2 separate regions of the Homo sapiens genome follow, and region 1 is linked to region 2. Evidence: read pairs that join two places in POLR2A ChIA-PET (ENCODE). Cell type or tissue: A673. All regions are shown on one strand. Each heading gives the region's core, and the rest is flanking DNA. Links, peaks and the distances in the headings are about the cores only.

What was found. Peaks named below come from ENCODE experiments on the same cell type or tissue, not always from the same donor. Only the 100,000 strongest peaks of a DNase experiment are listed, where the experiment ranks them.
Region 1: POLR2A ChIA-PET joins it to region 2 with 6 read pairs; 3 of 35 experiments call an interaction of 5 or more read pairs at or near these places.

Annotation. Positions count from the first base shown.
Region 1 is chr7:134,557,638-134,560,556 of GRCh38, forward strand. The region is part of intron 2 of AKR1B15 (aldo-keto reductase family 1 member B15); the gene reads left to right. LOC105375520 (a long non-coding RNA gene) reads right to left here and starts at 959. Exons shown (of 3, transcript XR_928005.3): 1 at 1-959. In A673, for the core only: no CTCF peak of the experiment used is centred there; no DNase peak of the experiment used is centred there.
Region 2 is chr7:134,479,240-134,482,158 of GRCh38, forward strand. No RefSeq gene overlaps it. Among named protein-coding and RNA genes, the nearest start is that of AKR1B1, 22 kb to the left of the region's middle. RefSeq lists a silencer at 378-672. In A673, for the core only: no CTCF peak of the experiment used is centred there; a DNase peak (open chromatin) is centred at 1,682.

The DNA.
Region 1 (2,919 bases), core at 283-2,782, 78 kb after region 2:
CCTGGAACTGTTTATTTTCTTATTACTGTTTCTGTAACCATTTATCTTTCAACTTTTTTGCCTGTTCTGCTTCTGTAAAAAATTGCTTCAGCTACACTCCTCCTCCCCTCTTTAGACCAAGGTGTAAAAAGATGTGTAGCCCCTTCTTCGGGGCTGAGAGAATTTTGAGCTCTAGCCGTCTCTCGGTTGCTGGCAATAAAGGATCACTGAATTAGTCTCAGACTGTGGCATTCTCTCTATAACTCAGTCGGTTACAATAAAATAGCAAAACAAGTTGCCATTTCTTCCATTTAACTCCATGCCCTCCTCCTACTGTAACCCGTTTTCTCTTCCATTGAACAAAAGACGTTGATAAAAATAGGAGCTAAAGAAAATGCGGATAGGAAATGGATATTATCAGATCAAAGGGAAATGTTGTCAAAACCTCTCATGAGGGAAGTCTTGTCTCAATTACATCAAGGGACCCATTGGGGACCCCAAGCAATGTGCAATGCAGTTCTCCGGGTTTATGGGTGTATAAGAATTTACACCCTGGCCAAACAAGTTATAGATAGTTGCTTAACATGTAAAAAAAGCTAATAAGCAGGATCTAAGGAAATTGCGCCTTGGTGGAAGAAATCCAGCACTGAGACCATTTCAAAGTGTTCAGATCAATTACACTGAAATGCCTCCAATTGGTAGTTATACTTATTAGTAATAATAGACCATTTTACCCACTGGGTAGAGGCAATCCCATTCTCACGTGCAACCTCCAGTAATGTAGTTAAAGCGCTAATTGAAAACATCATACCCAGATTTGAACTAATAGAAAATACTGATTCAGATACTGCAACCCATTTCACTGTGCATGTCATTAAGAAGTTAGCACAGGTACTAGATATACATTGGGAATACCATACTCCTTGGCATCCATCCTCCACAGGAAGAGTAGAGTGGATGAATCAGACTCTAATAAACCACTTAACTTAGTTTTAGAAACTCGATTGCCATGGACTAAATATACTCCTATTGCTTGGTTAAGAATCCGGACTGCCCCTTGGAAAGATATTGGCCTGTCACCTGAGGAAACGCTCTATGGAATGCCCTACTTACACTCCATTGCTGACATCCCTATGTTTGAAACAAAGGATCATTTCCTCAAAAATTATATACTTGGTCTAGGCTCTACCTTCTTTTCCCTTGGGACTAAAGGTCTCCTAGCACAGGCATCACCCCTGGAGTTTCCAGAACATCAGCATTGGCCTTGAGACCATGTTCTCATCCAAGGGTAGAAGAAAAGGAAGCTCGAACCAGCCTGGGAAGGACCCTACCTAGTGCTCCTATGTACTGAGACTGCAGTCTGGACAACAGAAAGAGGATGGACTCATCACACCCGAGTCAAGAAGGTGCCGCCACCTCCAGAATCATGAACTGTCACTCCACAGCCCACCCCCACCAAATTAACTCTAAAAAGAGCTTAATAATCACTTATTTATTCTCTTTTTTCTTTTCAACAGAAGGTCATCTTGTCATCAGTGTAACTCAGGCTAGTCATTTTTTAACCCTTCAGTTTGATGCCTGTTCAGTCATCCCGTATGGAGATGAGCAAGGTCAAAAGAAGCTAGCCCATGTTGATAAGTGTCTATGTCTATACCACAAAAAATCAAGCATGTATAAGTATGGAGTGTTAAAAGTCCCAGTGGTGACTGGGCAGATGTTTGGTGGACTAATAAGTACAAAGGGTGGAGAGCCAAGCTCCCTGCTTCAAATAAATTATGACGACCAAAACAAAAAACTCCAACTAGTCCCTGGTCCCACCCCACCAAATTGTAAGCCATGACACTGTAACCCCTTGTTGCTGATTATAAATAATCCCCGGACCATGGCCCAAGAGCCCTCTATATTCAAACAGTATGGGCTAGGAGGAGATGTTGAAGGACAGATCCATTTCTTAGAGAAATGAATGTGACAATGAAAAATGACACTACTCTTCGTTCATTTTTCTTTGACAAAATAATTTTTCTGTCAATTTTGTATGTATTTAATTTTAACCAAGTAAAGCTTCTTATGGACATATATTCATCAGATTTAAAAAATGAGTTTCTTAAAGGTGCAAAACCAGGAATAGCTTGGTAAATTCATGAAGCTAGAAAGTAGCTAATCAAAGTTCTTATTAAACCTTCTGGGGTTGATTAAGAGTAGCCAAAATTATGCCAGGTGCAGTGGCTCACGCCTGTAATCCCAGCACTTTGGGAGGCCAAGGCAGGCAGATCCCAAGGTCAGGAGATTGAGACCATCCTGGCCACCATGGTGTAACCTCGTCTCTAACAAAAACACAATAATTAGCTGGGTGTGGTGGTGTGCACCTGTAGTCCTAGCTACTTGGGAGGCTGAGGCAGGAGAATTGCTTGAACCCGGGAGGCAGAGGTTGTAGTGAGCTGAGATTGGGCAACTGCACTCCAGCCTGGGTGACAGAGCGAGACTCCACCTAAGAAAAAAAAAAAACTATTAGCGAAAATTCCTTGTAACAAATCCCCTCAAGAGGTGAAATCTATTTCCCTACTCCTTGGCCCCGTCCTGGCCTTGAGACTTGCTTTGATCAATAGAAGGTGACAGAAGTGACACTGCACACATTCCAAGGGTAGGCCTCCTACAATGCTGCTACCTATGAACAAGCCCAAGTTAGCCTCATGGAAAACGGAAAACACATAAAGAGGGTCCCTGTCTTCCCTGACAACCCAGTCCACCCAGTGAGGCCCACAGAGGTGAGGAAACCCAGCTGATACCACGTGGTTCTGAGATCGGCTTATCAGCTGATTCCTGCCCAAATTGCCAACCCACAAAATCACGAGCAAATAAATGGTTGCTGTAATAACCAGTTGGGTTGTTACACGAAAACAGCTAATAGATATACCTTCTTAATCTCAATTATCTAAAAAA
Region 2 (2,919 bases), core at 319-2,818:
TTCCTTTTTCTGATTTCATCAGATAAAACACTCCACCACCCTCAGAAGAGAGTAAGTGATGAGCTGGATGAAAGAGAATAGGTGTTATCTTGTAACGATTTTCCCAAGAGCAGAACCTACTTTATGGGGGTAAAGTAGAATCTGGAGAAATGTAGCAGAGAGGTCCCATGAAATGGTTTGCATGAAAGGCAATATGCTAAGTGTTTCATATGGCAAGGTGACAGGTAGTGAGGTAGTCTGAGTCTAGAGACTCCATACAAAACCTCCAGGCTGCGTGGACACTTCCAGACCCTGAGGAAGAGCAGTCACAAGGGGCCAGCTTGGATGAAGGGGCTGATCTCATCACAGGAGTGTCACATACACATCACCACTGAAGCATAAGTGATGCACCCTTCTCTCCACCTTTAGTGTCTGGACAAAGATGTTCTAAAATGGAGGAGGTGTTTTGTGAAATTGCCTCCTCCGTGCAGCCTATTTCCATCCAGGTTTCTCTAGTCCTCTTGATATCCTGAAAGGTGGGTATGGTTGCTATCTTACAGATGAGACATTTAAGGCCCAGAAGGGTTCAGTAGCTTGCCCAAGACCATACAGAACTACTCAGGGAATGGAGCCAAGATTGAATGACTTTAGAAAGCTCCTTCACTTTTCACCTTATCTAATTGCCAACTAGAGAATTATTTCCCAAGAGCTTGAAACTGGTTGGAGAGTGTGACAATACTAACTGATCTACACCTTAAGTAGGATGGGTTATACGATCTATACATAGAAAAGCCCCGTGGTGAGGGAGCTATGCATATGTGATGAATTTAGAATTTCTTTCTTTGCCTGTTTCACCTAAGTGCCTAGAACAAAAATGTGTTTCTTTTTTCATGGACTTTTCAGAAAGAGGCTTTAGCTATGTAGTAGTCTTGAGTGTCAGGTAGTCATGAGAATACAAATCTGTCAGCCATAAATATCCAGAGCTTTTTTGTGATACTAGCTTAAGGGCCTGGTGTTTCACAGTTACAGGTCCTTGATGGGCCAAGAAGGACTCAAGAAGAGAAACTGTATTGAGCTGGAAGAAATGACAGTGATGGATAACAGTGGAAGATGAATGTGGATATGATTTGATAGAACTTGGGTGTGGGCAATTCTTCCATTTCTTATTTAAAAATTCAAGTAGCTAATGGTTTAATAATTTAATAAAGAGTTGTAATTTTATAGGAAGATGGAAGGCCATTTATTGCTGGGATTTTTGCCAGACACTTCATATATTATCCTTCTTAATCCTCAAAAGAACCTACAAAAGTAGGTTGTAATAGCTCTGCCTCTGTCTCTCTTTCTTTCTCTGTCTGATTTTTAGCACATGAAAATGTTTAGGCTTAAAAAAGATTAAGTAACCTAAGTATACAGGTCAAAACCCACATTACTTTCAATATATAATACATTCCAAAAACTTAGCTTCTTAAAACACTATAGAGTTACAATGAGCAGTTCACATACATTGTCTTCTTAAGCCTTCACCTGACCCCTTGGAGTTAGTCTTTATATTGCTCACTTTGTTGATGATAAAGCTGAAGCTCAAAAAACTTATTTCTTACAGCCAGTAAAAAGCAGAGTTGGAATTCAAATGCAGGTCTTCTGACATCCAATATCAAGCTCTGTCCTCACTGTTCCACTGAAATCGGCGACACATTCCTTTTCACCCACAGGAAGCCTTTCTGTGTGAGTCATAACTTTGCATACAGAACAAAGCTGGCTGCCTAAGGACAGATGGGGGTTCATGGCCTTAGACCTTGAAAATCAAAATCTGCAAAGTGAGGCCAACATCAATATTGTAAAAAAAAAAAAAAACCCCTTTGGGACAAGTAATTGTGGATAGCAGCTCCAGAGTGCATTGTTAAAGGAAACTAGAACCTTTGGCATCATCCCAAATCAATTACATTGATATTAAGGAAGATAACCAGGATCTTTCTCCACATATACCTGGTTGCTCTTATGAGATACATAACTAGATAATCATTACATCTGTAAAGTCTAGACATTGGCACTGATTTTGTATCTTCTTTTTCTCTCCCTATTTATTTTCTTCACACATCCATCTCCTACATTAAGCTGCTTCATAATTGCACTTGGCAGCACCTGCCCAGCTAAAATTAAGTTTCAGGCCGGGCATGGTGGCTCATGCCTGTAATCCCAGCACATTTGGAGGCTGAGGAAGGAGGATCACTTGAGCATGGGAATTCAAGACCAGCCTGGGCAAGAGAGCGAGACCCCACCTCTGCAAAAAAAAAAAAAAAAAAAAGACTGAGCCTGCAGGTCGAGGCTGCAGTGAGCCATGATTGTGCCACTGCACTCCAGCCTGAGACTCTGTCTCAATAAAATAAATAAAATATAAAACAAAATAAAGTAAAATAAAATTTCACTGATAACAAAAGGCAGCATGTTATGGAAATTGACAAGGATTCTTTGCTTGGCCAAACTTCAGTCAGGCTTCTAAATCTTCTACTAGGCCCATCTGTGCACTTCTTTGTAAAATCCAGTTCTACCAAACAGCTCTACTTAGTCAGTTGTGCAAGAAACCCCCATCCTCAATATCTGATCAACTCGATATTTGATCAGTTTCCTCCACAGCTCCAGGTGATGTCTGATCACCCTGGCCAGGAAAACAGTCAAGGGTTCCTAAAAGAGGATGCGGGAATAAAAGACATGGTAAAAATCATTTTTTTCACAATAAGAAACCCCGGGCAGTTTTGGAAGGCTTCCCATTGTCTGACATGCACCCCTCAGTCCTAGCTATCTGAAAGAAAAGGAGAAAGAGCCTTCAAGGATCTCAAGGCACATAAAATGGAATCTGCTCTTCTTGTTTGGATCAATTTCTCACATCCAGGATAAATTGTCTGTAGGTACGGAGGTAGGTACACTTCATTAGGTGAAAAA